Linked DNA regions of Homo sapiens: regions 2, 3, 4 and 5 are each linked to region 1. A link is a contact called in ENCODE Hi-C or POLR2A ChIA-PET data. All regions are on one chromosome and are shown on one strand. Each heading gives the region's core, a stretch centred on a gene start or an enhancer-like site at or near the end of the contact. The rest is flanking DNA. Distances are from core to core; before and after follow the strand shown. Region 1 has its middle 220 kb from the start of CDCA7. Region 2 has its middle 15 kb from the start of LINC01960. Region 3 has its middle 28 kb from the start of LINC01960. Region 4 holds the start of SP3 (Sp3 transcription factor). Region 5 has its middle 67 kb from the start of SP3.

Region 1 (2,665 bases), core at 66-2,565:
CTCAACCGTTTTAACTTCAAAAGATGTCATGAGAAGAGCCACAAATTATTATTGCTGACAATTTGTACAATATGTCCCTGGTGAAATGTGTGTGTCCCTACACTGCACCATTTTACATAACAATATGAAATATTAAAAGGGAAAAACGTTTTGTAATAAACAGCAGTTTTGCTGATTGCGGCTGATTATGTTAAGCAGCTTGTACTGTGGGTGTCAGAGGAGACTTAATAGCTCCTATAACTAATCTCCACGACTGACCTCTCCCCTCGGCTGATGAAGCCTATTCAAAAATCTGCTGCCCTTTGCTCATTTTCAGATCTTATATTTCTGAACTGTTTGGATCGTGCATATATTTGCTAAAGTTGTTGTGTACAGGATTTGTGTGTGTGTGTGTGTTTAAAAAAATATACAATCCATGAAGAAAGATTCCTGCCAGGGCTGTCTTATGCATTATTTAAAAAAAGGAACAAACTACACAAACAGTAAAAACAACGCATATTTACAACATTCATATCAGATACTGTGTCATTTATTATAGCTTAAGACCGTTTCTGTATTGAAAGTGTGCGAAGAAATATAGGGCCAACATTTTTTACTCTAACTTTAAAATAAAGGGTAAAGGATGTCTTTCTGGGGAAAAGCGTCATCTGGGCCATTTCATCAGCCTCGATGGCTGGTACTTAGAAGCAAAGTGCTATTCAATCATGAAGCAATTTCATTTTTCTGATAAAAGTTTTTGATTTAAATGGAATTTCATAGAGAACATTTCAGAGTATAGAGAACTCCTCCATCAGTAAGTGCAGATAAACATGTAAGTGCATATGTGTAAGTGTCTATGATTAACAGTTTGCTCTTCCTCTGTTACCCAAATCCAAGGATGTTTACAAAGCCACAGGGGAAATGTGGAGGTTGGTAAGAGCAGCGCTTTAAAGAGCAGAGACGTCAGTCCTCCCCACACTATTCAAATGCAGCCATCCTGGGGAAATAAAACCAAATAAAGACAAAAGAGGGAGGGAAAAAATCAACAATTCAAAAAGTAAAGTGTGTGAATCTGACTTGCTAGAGAAAGGGGTAGACTCAGTACAACAAGGTCACAAAAAGGTGCAGCCTTCGATGAGACAAATACCGGCTGAAGCTGGCTGATAAATATTTCCTGTAGGATCTGAAGCAGGTTGTCACCAGCAAAACAAAAATCCCTAGGGGGCAGTACATAATTAACAATTTGAAGATGTGGCCGCGTGTCATTGTCTCAAAAGGAGCCAGGGAATCCTGCCCCCAAAAGCACAACCCGAGTTCCCATATTAATCTTACTGTTTCCCTATAAACGAATATCAGTGTTTCCCCAGAGGCTCAGAAGACGCCTTTGCTCTGGGCTGGCAAATGTCTCCTGGCTCATGGTGTCATTTTCCTGTGATTTTAAATCAGCATCACCAAACCTGTTCCTCTAGTCTGAGCAAAATCACACAGCATGTTTAGGAAAGCAAACAAGTATTTTTTTCTATTATCAAAGACATGAATAAAATCGGGACTGAGAGAAGAAATCTATTTACACAGGGTGCCTGAACGAGTGTTTAAAGACTTTTAGAACAGTGACTCTCTAAAAACAACTGACCTTCAACTAAATTGCACCCACACACCAGAACAAAAACTCGGGAGAGATTAACAGAAGTCATAGAGAAGTTTTGGCGTGGTTTAAATATTTCTTCGGTTTATTTCAAGACAGGTTGGAGTTTGGAAGGAGGAAGAGGTTAATTGCCAGAGGTTAATAGAACAAGGAAATACTGAACTTAATCTTGGGGTGGTTCTGGCATTCACTTAAGAGAAGTCAGCAATATTTCCCAGGGGGTAGATCCAGGACAATGCCAATTTCGAGTTTGTTCTGCTGCTGAACCTTGGAAGCAGTGTGGACTACTGCTCAGAGCAACAAATTTGGAGACAGGAGACCTGGGCCACATTCCCACCTGTGACTGAAAGTGGGTGCTCCTTGGGAAGTTTCTCAGATTCTCTGTGTCTTGGTTCCTTCAATTGCAAACTGAGTTCAGATCACTTGCCACCTGCCTACCTAATCAGAATATTGTGAGGGTTAATGAGATTGCACTTGCAAGGTGATTGCCTCATCATATAACTCCAAAGTATTATTATTCATCATAAAGACACAGCTGCAATATTGTATATTGTTACATACCAGATGCCATGTTTCTATTTTTAGCAACCTAGAAATGACAGTGTCTTAGAATTATACAGTGGGAGGGGCCTGGCAATATTACCTGCCCCAAGCTCTGTTCTGGGTCAGGTGGGTGTCTAACCAACCAAAGATGGCTGGCTGTTCAGTCTCACTTTATGTCTAAAGGAGGAAACTCTTCAGCTCGCCTTTCAGAGGAAATTCCAGTGTTATCATTCTGATGGTCAAGAGTTATTGCTTAAGTCTGAATTCTCCCTTCTGTTTTAATTAAAATAATCTTTTTCATTTATTAATATGTATGTGGGTCTCCTTCATGTAGTGATCTTGAGGGGCAGAAACCATGTCCTATGCATTTTTATATTCTTTAAGTCACTTCCTGGTAAGGCAGTACCTAGTAAACACTCAAGAAATGCACTTTGGATTGAATTCAGTTGTTTGTAACTATGTGGGCAGAAAGAAAAACACTGATAGCACATTTCATAC
Region 2 (2,665 bases), core at 86-2,585, 470 kb after region 1:
ACTAACTTAGAGTTTCACCTCTGGTTTCTAGACACTACAAGCCCTTCCCGTTTCTCTTTTCTCTTTCTCTCCAGACCAGCTACAGCAAGGAGGGAGATCAGTAGCCTTAAGACCCCATGTAGGACTTAAGAAAGGACTGGAACCAGTTCAGTCCTCCCAGAAGCCAAATGGGGAGGGGGTCCTGAGGCCAGTCTGGCTCCCTTTTTCAAGAATGTGGTTCTTAACCACCTTTGAGCTATGAACTCCTATAGCAATCTGATACAAGCTGGGAAAAATTACACACACACATAATTCTGTACACAACCTCAGAGAAAGCACATTGTAGACCTTCTCCTAAGGTCGCTACTTTGGCAGTTCTTTCAAAACCAGTCCATTTTCTCATTAAGGCTGTGTCCCTTTCACAGAAGAGAGGATGTGTGAAAAAAAAAAACACCTTATAAACAGCAAATCAACCTATTAATACAGCCTATAAATACAAATTCTTGTAAGATATAGAATAGATCGGTCGGGGGTGGTGGCTCACGCCTGTAATCACAGCACTTTGGGAGGCCGAGGTGGGTGGATCACGAGTTCAGGAGGCTGAGACCAGCCTAACCAACATGGTGAAATCCCGTCTCTACTAAAAATAAAAAAATTAGCCGGGCGTGGTGGCGGGTGCCTGTAATCCCAGCTACTGAGGAGGCTGAGGCTGGAAAATCGCTTGAACCCAGGAGGCAGGGGTTGCAGTGAGCCGAGATCATGCCATTGCACTCCAGCCTGGGCGACAGAGTGAGACTCCGTCTCGGAAAAAAAAAAAAAAAAAGAAAAAGAAAAGAAAAAGAATAGATCTTCCATAGAGATGCATCCACATATAAAATATAACCATAATAATGGTGGAAATATATTTACACAGTGTTTTTACTTTGCAGCACACATATATCATTTTATCCCATTGAAATCCTTGGCACATGGTTAGGGAAGACATTGTTCCATTTTATAGATGAGGACACTGAGGAAGAGAGGGCTAGGTGGCATGCCTGCAATGACAGGGCCGGGTGGCAGCAGCACTGGGACAGGAACCAAGGTCTTGTCACTCCGAGGCCCAGGCTTCCCAAGAGGCACACGGCAGGGCAATGCCATCTTGACCTCTCTTTGAAGTCTCTCCATGGCCTTACGCAGGACCTGGAGGCGCTCACGGCAAAGGCAGTGTTTGTGCACGCACACTTGGCCCACATCAGCCTCCTGGTGAGAAACAGAGACACAGAGGAAATGATGTTTTCTAACACAGGGAAAGAAGCACAGGGCCTGCCTTCAGAAATCAAGGTTGCGTAGACAGAGGGGAACTTTTTACTAGGGCTTCCTCTTGGCCAATTAAACCTAATGACTCATTTCCTTTTTCTTCTGAAAACAAAACAGCATTTTCTCCTACCGTCCTGAAGGAGGAGAAACCTGGAAGATCGCCACCTAGTGGCCCAGACCATCAAGATCGTGGCTCCTTCTCCCCCTGCTACCCCGCCCCCACTTCATAGGCCACCTTGCCTATTAGAAAACTGGACCCATACCCCTCACCATGCAGCAAGATAATCTCAAATGGATCAGAAATTCAAACGTAAAAAATGAACACAAACAAGTATTAGAAGACACATCGGTGGACTTCTTTATACCCTGGGTGTGGGAAGTCTGTCTATGATTCAAATCCCAGACGCAAACCAAAGGGCCTCTGGGCGCTTGCTCCTCCAGCTAAGACAGGAGTTGGGGGGGAAAGGGGATGTGTGTGCAATCTTCACCTCCATGTGGCATCTGCCCTACCCCATTAGAGCTAAGTGACTGTCCCCAACCTGGGCTCCTGGGATCAAGCGGAGGGAAACAGATAAAAAACAATTAAACTGACTGGGCCCACTGCCCCCTTTGCCTTCTTGGCAGACAGGAAAAGAGGTCTCAAAGCTGTGCCTCACAAAAAGGAAGACACTTAAGATATCAAGGGGCATGGAGCTGGGCACAGTGGCTCCCACCTGCAATCCCAGCACTTTGGAAGGACAGGCAGGAGGATCCTTTGAGTCCAGGAGTTTGAGACCCGCCTGGACAAAATATTGAGACCCTGTCTCTACAAAAAGTAAAATAAAATAATTAAAAATTAGCCAGGTGCAGCACTGCATCCCTGTAGTCTCAGCTACTCTGAAGGCTGAGGCAGGAGAATCATTTGAGCCAGGAGGTCGAGGCTGCAGTGAGCCAAGATCACACCACTGCACTCCAGCCTGGGCCAGAGTGGAAGACCTTGTCTCAAAAAATAAAATAAAATAAAAAAGTAGTTTTTTTTTCAAATAAAAATTTTAAGAGAGGCATGGAAACCCAGTCCAAGCTCAGCCTGACACCAAAATGAATGCTTTGCTAATGAAAAATAAAATACTCCAACGGCATAAAATAAAGTATTAATAAATTCAACAACTTTAAAAAAACCTGCTGCATGGCAAGAAAATTGGCACATTGTGAGAAATATTTGCAACATTTTCACAGAAACAGGTTAATCTGTAATATTAGGAATGTAATGAACTTTTAAATATTGAGGGGAAAAGGCCAAAACTTGATAGAAAATTAGGCAAAAGGCGTGAACAAACAGTTCATACACACAGATACAAAAATATGTAGATGGACCTTAAAATACAGAAAGATGTTCAACTTCACTCAT
Region 3 (2,665 bases), core at 45-2,544, 430 kb after region 1:
TGCGTGTGATATCACAATTTTAAATAAGATGGTCAAAGTAGGCATTGATTGAGATGTGACATTGATGAAAGACCTGAAGGAGACAAGTGTCTATGTTGCTACTTATACTTACATTTAAAGTCCTTCCTAAAACTTCAGACTTAAGGCAAAACCAATGCATCAGCTTATATCTGGTATAAGCAAAGTTGGGGACTTGCCCTCTTATCATGAAACTAATCAGACACATATTTTATCCACTTGCATTTAACAACAAAAGCCATTAGAAAACCTAATTTTCTGAGGCAGAATGTGTTAAAATACCAACCCCCAAATCCTTTTGGTGTAACAAAGCTCCCCTTGTAAAAACTCTGGCCCTACTTGTTGGTGCCACTCTCTCTCAGGTACCATTCTTTCTCTGAAGACAACAATAACAACTGCTCTCTTATCAAGATTAAAAACAGAAACCAAATTTTTGTTGGTGATAAACAGCCAACAGCTAGTCTAAGCATTAATCCAGTAGTGTATGAATAAGTTATGAAAATTCTCTTTGCCAGAAAAACAATCAACTGTCTCACTGCTCACCTATCAGCCTTTATTTCCTACTAGGTACTATATTTATGGCTCCTATCTAGAAAAAAAGAAGTTGGGAACAATTCAAGCTTAAGTGCATATTATTGAAACTGTAAATCTCTATTCCAGATTGTAAGCTATTATCATATACTTATTTTTAAGACTTTCAGATTCCAATGTTTCTCAAATGCAGAAAATTATCTTACAAGTCAGCAGGTCAGGGTTTGATCTTGAACAGAACCAGTTTAGAGAAAGTTCCCATGGGGAGCTTTCAAGATTCCTGAACTACAACACATGTCTGAGAAATTAGAAAGTCCACAGCAAGTTTCTGTTACATGGATTATAACTGAGTTTGTGAGTGGTTGGTGTTCGCTGCCACTAAGTGGCCTTGCTCAAAGATTCTGCCCCAGGCCTCGTGTGGTAGCTCATGCCTGTAATCCCAACATTTTGAGAGGCCAAGGTGAGCAGATTGCTTGAGTTTGGGAGTTAAAAACCAGCCTGGGCAACATGGTGAAACCCTATCTCTACAAAAAATAGAAAAATTAGCCAGGCATGATGGTGTGCACCTGTAGTGAGGCAGGAGGATGGCTTGAGTCTAGGAGGTGGAGATTGCAGTGAGCCGAGATCGCACCACTGCACACCAGCCTGGGCAACAGAGCCAGATCCTGTCTTAACAAACAAACGAAGACTCATCCCCAACACCACCCCACGTGTCTACCGCCTGCCTGCATGCTTCTGGCTGCTCAGCTGTCTGCACTTCTGACTTTGCTCAACACAGCTCCGGCCTTTGCCAATCATGAGCTGCCAAGACTAGAGTGTGTGGCTGAAACACTTGAACACTCACGTGAAAGAAACTCAACTTCTGCTTTTGGGTAATTTGCTGACAGTTGCTTTATTTCCTTTTCTTCTATTAAGCAATTCTATTTGCACAGAAAAATATAATCAACAAGTGATTTTCTTAAGCAAAAGCATAAAACAATGATAATAAAATAAATGATGACAAACTTTTACAGAACCTACTCTGTGCTCACGGGCACACTTGGCAGTGTGTTGTGAGCCCTTTCAGAGGAGAAATGATAAAGAACTTAAATTTTTTAAAACTATCTTTATAAAGAAAAAGAGCACAGTTTAACTGTGATTTGAACTGACAAGAAGTACTTCTTGTTTCAAGCGAAAATACTTTGGACCACTGGGCACATTAGGTATTGAAATGTCAGGTTAACACTGAATACTCCTGTTTATTTTCTCCATCTTTTGGCAGATGCTCAATTCCAAGGCTTGGTGGAGAGCCAATGTATCCTGTTAAAGTACAGCACACACACACAAAATGGACACTTTCTTTCACAGGAAAGCTCAACATATAAACACTTTCCCTTTGACCTGTCCGTTCTCCAGGCTTCATGACTTTCTACATTCACCAAGCAGCCCTGTATCTCACCATAACCTTGACCATCCTCTTTTACTGTGTAGGCTAATTAACTGTGACAAGATGAAGTGACTTTGCCCAAGACCCAAGTGCAGGTGTCAGTACCAGACTAGAACTCAGGTCTCTGGCTCCAGGCTAGTACTCTTTTGTCCAAAGTTACACAAGTAATTAACAAAAGGTGAAATGATTTCCCCTGCTTTCCAGCTTCCAACACCCGGCTTCCCCATCTTCTCTCACCTCCTTCAATGAGAATGTCTTACTGCCGTAACACGCATTTGTACCCAGTGTCTCTTTAATGTCATCTGGTTGAGTGCTGCCTTTCCTTGCATGCAGGGCTGATATTCAAAATATTTCACAACTTGGGTGGCCTAAGCACTGACCAGTCGGAAGGAACACTGGTTTCCTGCTGGATTGAGGAGCTGGAGGCTCCCTTCCCCGCTGCAATGGATCCCCTTAGCTGCAAGTGTGTGAGGAAGTCAGAGGAATCCCCGGAAGCCCTGCTTAGAGGCAGCTTCAGAAGGGAAACTCGTGAAGGGCCCAGGCTTCTGTCATTTGTGCACCATATGCACAACCCTTCTCGTTTATTATTCACTCAGCAAATATTGATTAAGTACCTACAATGTTTAGAACCTTATGGGAAAAACAAAGTCAGTAAGACATGCCCTTATGCCTACTTTATTTCCTGGTATA
Region 4 (2,665 bases), core at 59-2,558, 390 kb after region 1:
CGTCCCCCGCTCCAAGCACCCCGGCTCCCCGGTCCGCGGGCAGGCGGGCGGCGGGCTGCGCGCCGGGCCTCCGCCTTCCGCCCGGAACCCACCCCCGGGAGGGCACGCTGGGGCCCACACTCACACGCGCACAAAAAGGCGGCAGGCGGGCGAGGCGGGGCGGCGCGGGCGGGGTCGGAGCGTTGGCGCCTCGGGCGGGCAGCTCCCGGGGCGGGGGGAGGGGAGTGGAGGGGAGGGGAGAGACGAGGAGGGAGGGGTGAGGCGAGGAGGGAGGGGAGAGGCGAGGGGAGGAGAAAGCGGCGCGAGGGGGGAGCCGGGCCGGGGTTCAGCCGCTCCTCACCTGGGCCGCCGCTGCCGCCGCCACCGCACCGTTTCCGTGCTGTTGCTGCTGCTGCAGATACTCGCCGTGGCCGCCGCCGCCGCCACCGCCGCCGCCGCTATCCACGTCCAAGGCAGCCATTTCCTCTTGTTTCACGGGCTTTTCGGGAGCTGCAGGCACAGCGCGGGGGGGTGGGGGTGGGGAGGAAGGCGGGTGGCGGAGAGGGAGGGGGCCCGCGGGCCGAAGCGAAATTACTCCCAAAGCCCGGACCCAGGCCCCTTCCCCTCCCCCACCCGCCCCCCGGCGGCGGCGGCGGCGGCGGCTCCCTCCTCCCCTCCTGCTGCTGCCCCCGCCCGCCGCTGCCTGTAACCCTCCTCCTCCTCCTCTTTCCCTCCTCCTCCTCCTCCCCGCGCTGCCCCTGCCCCCTCTCCTCTCCTCCCCTTTCCCTTCGCGCCGCTCGCTCTCACTCGCGCTCGCTCCTCTCGCACCGTCAGTCACTCACACACGCCCGCCCGCGCCCGCACACAGGGGGATGCGCTCCCGGCGGACCGGGCCGCCCGCCCCGGGGCCTGGCGGGGAGACGGCGTTGCTGGGGCTTCGGGGGTGGACGGTGGCTGGCGGGGAGGGGAGGGAGGCGCAGGGGAGTGCAGCTTTCTGCCTCTCACAGACACTCGGTCGCACACACGGGGCCGAGACCGGCGGCAGCGGCCCCGGGCTGGCTGTGGTCGGCGGCAGCGGCGGCGGCGGCAGCAGCAAGGGTTGCTCTCTCGGCTTTACGTACCGGTCATAGTGTGTTTAGGGCACCTCAGGCGGGGCTCCCCGCCGCCTTACACATGGTGAGGAGCGAAGGCGGCGGCGGCGGGAGAGGATGCGGGAAGCGGCGGCGGACACGGCCGGAGCGGTCCGGGGATTTTTTTTTCCTATTTTGATTGACTGTGCGGGAAACACAAAAGGTGGAGCCTCCAGCCCAAAAGGGGGGAAGAGGGTGACAGCCCGCCCGGAACTCCCGCCCCTCTTCTTGGCTCTCATTCGCCGCCGTGCTCTTTGTCGGCTGTGCTCATTGGTCCAGGCGCCTGTCCGTCGGTCTGCCAGGCGGCGCGCTTCCTGTTTGCCCCCGGGTGGAAGGGGAGAGACAATGAGCGGCCGTGGCAGCGTAGGTTTTCGAGAGCGGCTACGGCTCGCCGGTTACCCCGCTGTGCCCGCCTCCCTCGCCGGCTGCCGCTGCCAGGCCCGAGGCGCAGGCCTCCTCCACCTTGCAGGCGCTCGGAGCAGGCCTAGCCAAGCTGTAGGGGAGCTGAGCTGGGGAGGAAATTCGTCCCCGGTGACTCCTGCTCCACTGGACGCTTCCTCCATCCCGGCAGCAGTCTTGGCCGGATCTCCCCAGGGCCTCGCGCTCTTGGAGCCGCCGCTTCCCTGCGCTGCCAGGAGGCCACCGCTGCTCAGCCCCGGGGCTGCTGCTGCGGCCGCTGCCGCTACTGAGCAAACCAGACCCGCCCCACGAGCCCGGGGGGAGGGAGCTGGTATTAGGGGAGACACCCCCTCCGAGGCTGGAGGAGGATTTTTCTCTCTCACATCCAGCTTCCTGATTCAGTCACAGCCATCTCGCTCCCAGCCCCCTTAGCCCCAGTTTTCCAACCGGTCTCCCACTTTCACGTACCCTGAAGGCAGGCATTTAAAGCAAAAAAGAAATCTCAAGTCACCTCACATACGGAAGGAGAGTTTTAATTTTGGCCAGTGGCACCAAAACGGGCACTTAAAAGTATATTTCATTTTACTTGTGGTATGTGTATGTATTCAGTGGGGCAGAATTCTGTGTTTTAAAAAATCGGTCACATAACCATTTTGCTGCACAAACGTATTATTCCCGGCCTCTTTATCCTCTTGGTACCAAGTCAGATATCTCCTGAAATAAGCCCATCAACCACTGCCAACGTTTTTTAAAGTCGTGAACCGGTGAACTACCTTTTTTCCCCCATTGGAACATTTTTGTTGTATTTTAAAATCTTGTTTCTCTTACTGGATTAGGTTAACACTCCTTCCTTCTTTGGCATCCTTGGTATCTTGCTGTCATCCTGGGGGAAAATGCTCAGGTTTTAAGTGTGTGTTTTGCCAACTAAGAGACATCTCTCCCTGTTACCTTCAAGTATAGTTGCCAAGAAAGAAGTTAAATTCAAGAGGTGGAAACACTGTCCACAATACCTGTTTTTTAGAAATCTGGCTCAAGATTCAGTTTTCCCATTACTGTGATTATTATATTTTGTGTGATATGTGATGTGCTGGTGGATGAGGTTGTGAAGTCCAAGCACTTTAACCAGATTTTGTGTGTCCTAACTTAATAGGTAATCC
Region 5 (2,665 bases), core at 90-2,589, 330 kb after region 1:
ACAATATTGTCAGTGTATGAAATGCCACTCAATTGTACGCTTTAAGATGGTTAGTGTACAGCATGGTGACTATGGTTAATAACAATGTATTGTATACTTGAAAATTTCTAAGAGAGTAGATTTTAAGTGTTCTTGACACATAATAAATAAGCATGTGAAGTAATGCATATGTTCATTGGCGTGATTTAGCCATTACACAATGTATAAGTATACATTTCAAAATATGCTATATATCATAAGTATGTAAAATTTTTGTCAATTAAAATTTTTTAATGCTAATGGCTCATTTGTTTATGTACATTTATCTCAATAAAAAATGAATCCAACCTAGATTATATTCATCTTTGTACCAATATAGTCATAATTTTAAAAATATATTTATGAAGGAGTCTATAAGGCAAAAGTGCCTAGGACCTATGAAAGTCATAATGCAGCCCTAACCAAGTGCACAGGATGCAGAGACAAGTGGAAGGAACCTGAGCCATCTGAGTGAGAAAGGGTAGTTGGTCAGAGCACAGCGAGTAAGGGACAGGCTCATGTGTGCGGAGGCTGGGGAAGCCGGCAGAGGCCCAGCCAGGCATGGCAAAGCCTCGGGATGCTAGGTGAAGTGCCAATAAAGAGTTTTAAGGAGACTGACATTTTCAAAGATCACTCTGGGCTGCTGATTGGAGTGTGGACTAGTCAGAGTCAGGAAGAGTGGTTACGAGGAGCCCAGATTCCAGGATACTGCTGTAATCCAAGCAAAAAATGATGGCTGTTGCTCGGATGCTGGTAGAGGAGATGTAGAGAGATGCATGGCTTTGAGACACTTGGACAATCAACAAGATCAATATGGGGAATGGGAAGGAGAGGGTGTCAACGTTAACCTTCCCCTTTCTGGCATGAGCATCGAGAAGCATATGACGTTATTCATTGAGATAAATACTGAAGGTCCAGGTTTAGGAGTAGACATTCAGAAACTGAATTCTGAACACATAAAGTTTGAGGTACCTGTGAAAGTTCCAAAACAGGGGCCAAATAGGTAATTCAATATTTTACCTGCAACTCAGTTGAGGAGTGGAGTGAAGATGGAAAACTTGGGAGTTGCCCACGTCTGCAGTAAAAGGAAATCCCAAGAACAAATGAGATCATCCAGTAAAAGAGTGCGGATTGAGAAGAGAAATCAGCTCAGGATCAAGCCTGGGAAAAATTCGACATTTAACTGCCAGGTACAAGAAGAAAAGCTAGCAAAGGAGAGAGAGAAGCGGAAAGAGGAAGAAGGAAACAGCTGGGCCATGGGTAGATATTAGGAAAGAATCTACTTCAACAAATGGAGAACAGCCAACTGATGTGAACACTGAGGTCAGGCAGTATGTGAATGTTTCAATGTTACATGCGTTAGTGACAGGGAGGTCACTGTTGACCTTTTCAAGACCATCTTTAGTGAAGTGAAGGAACAGAAACCAGATGGGAGTTATTTGAGAGGAGAGCAGGGGAAAAGGAAGTGAAAAGTGTGTGGGCAACTCTTTCAAGAACCTGATTGTGAGTGAGGAGTAGGTGACAATGAGACAAGGCGAACCCAGACTTCACTCACCTAGCTGCCTGCCCATGGGGCAATAGGGAAACTAAGACAGAAGTAACTGCCAAAAGCAAAGGAGTTAGCAACCCGGTGCTGCTAATTCTTAGAGGTCAATGACGAGCAAGGCCTAGGTCCTTCTGCAGCTGGTTGCCTGACAGTCTAGCAAGTTGATAGAACCCATGCCGTGACCCTGTTAATTTTATGACTGTTTGCAAAGGGACAGTTTTCTCTGCCCTTGTAGAGCAAAACCAGGGAGGAATTTAAGTTTGCAGCTTGCTCCCCACCAGATCTCACAGTTGTGATGGGATAAAGTCCTCAAGAACAAAGAAGCTGCGATCACACTGAGTCAGAGTCCAAAAAGCCACCTTCAAATAATGTTAAGACTGTATACCACCTTTGGTTGTTCTTTAAGTACAGAGTGTTAAAAGAGGTCGCTCAGCACTGGCGCTGCAGGCTGAGTCCGGCCCCATGATGCTCCCGCACATTCTAGGACACCTTCTTTCTCCACAGCCATAGCTGTTAACGGCTAACTTCTTTCCTCCGAGCCTTTGCCCTCTGTGTCCTAAGTTTAAATTCTAGGACATGAGAAATATCTCAAAAAACTGTCCCTTTATCCTTTGCCAATTGAAAAAGAAACCAGCCCAGCAGAGAGGAGACTAGGTAACACAAGACCTTGGTTCCGGATGGTGTTCACACCTACTGTCGCTTTTGCTGTGCGTCATCAGTCACATAATGACTTATAGGGCAGAATATTGCTTTAAAAAGTTGGTTTTGGCCAGGCGCGTTGGTTCTCGCCTGTTATCCCAGCACTTTGGGAGGCTGAGGTGGGTGGATCACGAGGTCAGGAGATCGAAACACGGTGATATCCCGTCTCTACTAAAACTACAAAAAATTACCTGAGCGTGGTGGCATGTGCCTGCAGTCCCAGCTACTGGGGAGGCTGAGGCAAAAGAATTGCTTGAATCCGGGAGGTGGAGGTTGCAGTGAGCCGAGATTGCACCACTGCACTCCAGCCTGGGTGACAGAATGAGACTCCATCTCAAAAAAAAAAAAAAAAAAGTTGGTTTTGTGCATATGTTGCTGCCTTATAGTTTCTAGTCTCCATTT

Evidence for each region. A loop is a pair of places that touch in the nucleus more often than their neighbours do. ChIA-PET counts read pairs that join two places held with the same protein, here RNA polymerase II (POLR2A). Pooled maps may share reads with other maps.
Region 2: a loop to region 1 is called in a map of PC-3, with 6 times the contacts of the local background. The contact joins two enhancer-like sites. A Hi-C loop is called at or near these places in 21 of 168 maps with a recorded cell type or tissue (HCT116, IMR-90, MCF 10A and 16 more), 29 of 37 single-sample maps with no recorded cell type and 33 of 50 pooled maps. POLR2A ChIA-PET finds 5 or more read pairs at or near these places in 1 of 52 experiments (PC-9).
Region 3: a map with no recorded cell type shows a loop between it and region 1 (10-fold over the local background). The contact joins two enhancer-like sites. A Hi-C loop is called at or near these places in 1 of 168 maps with a recorded cell type or tissue (cardiac septum), 1 of 37 single-sample maps with no recorded cell type and 6 of 50 pooled maps.
Region 4: a map of PC-9 shows a loop between it and region 1 (8-fold over the local background). The contact joins the promoter of SP3 here to the enhancer-like site in region 1. A Hi-C loop is called at or near these places in 4 of 168 maps with a recorded cell type or tissue (Calu3, IMR-90, OCI-LY7 and 1 more), 4 of 37 single-sample maps with no recorded cell type and 7 of 50 pooled maps.
Region 5: a map with no recorded cell type shows a loop between it and region 1 (8-fold over the local background). The contact joins two enhancer-like sites. A Hi-C loop is called at or near these places in 8 of 168 maps with a recorded cell type or tissue (IMR-90, MCF 10A, Right ventricle myocardium superior and 4 more), 2 of 37 single-sample maps with no recorded cell type and 11 of 50 pooled maps.

What each region holds. Positions count from the first base shown.
Region 1 is chr2:173,570,281-173,572,945 of GRCh38, forward strand. No RefSeq gene overlaps it. Among named protein-coding and RNA genes, the nearest start is that of CDCA7, 220 kb to the left of the region's middle. Within about 2 kb of position 1,316, at least 7 of the 41 ENCODE cell types and tissues checked have a DNase peak (open chromatin) inside an H3K27ac peak, as active enhancers do; they include PC-3, PC-9 and prostate gland, where a contact is called at or near this core.
Region 2 is chr2:174,038,641-174,041,305 of GRCh38, forward strand. No RefSeq gene overlaps it. Among named protein-coding and RNA genes, the nearest start is that of LINC01960, 15 kb to the left of the region's middle. RefSeq lists a silencer at 1,177-1,577 and an enhancer at 1,281-1,575. Within about 2 kb of position 1,336, at least 29 of the 41 ENCODE cell types and tissues checked have a DNase peak (open chromatin) inside an H3K27ac peak, as active enhancers do; they include PC-3 and prostate gland, where a contact is called at or near this core.
Region 3 is chr2:173,996,162-173,998,826 of GRCh38, forward strand. No RefSeq gene overlaps it. Among named protein-coding and RNA genes, the nearest start is that of LINC01960, 28 kb to the right of the region's middle. Within about 2 kb of position 1,295, at least 20 of the 41 ENCODE cell types and tissues checked have a DNase peak (open chromatin) inside an H3K27ac peak, as active enhancers do.
Region 4 is chr2:173,964,065-173,966,729 of GRCh38, forward strand. It overlaps SP3 (Sp3 transcription factor), which reads right to left and starts at 1,309. Exons shown (of 7, transcript NM_003111.5): 1 at 1,101-1,309; 2 at 341-489. The coding sequence starts at 1,107. RefSeq lists an enhancer at 1-646 and silencers at 1-376, 707-986, 1,487-1,556.
Region 5 is chr2:173,896,937-173,899,601 of GRCh38, forward strand. No RefSeq gene overlaps it. Among named protein-coding and RNA genes, the nearest start is that of SP3, 67 kb to the right of the region's middle. Within about 2 kb of position 1,340, at least 4 of the 41 ENCODE cell types and tissues checked have a DNase peak (open chromatin) inside an H3K27ac peak, as active enhancers do.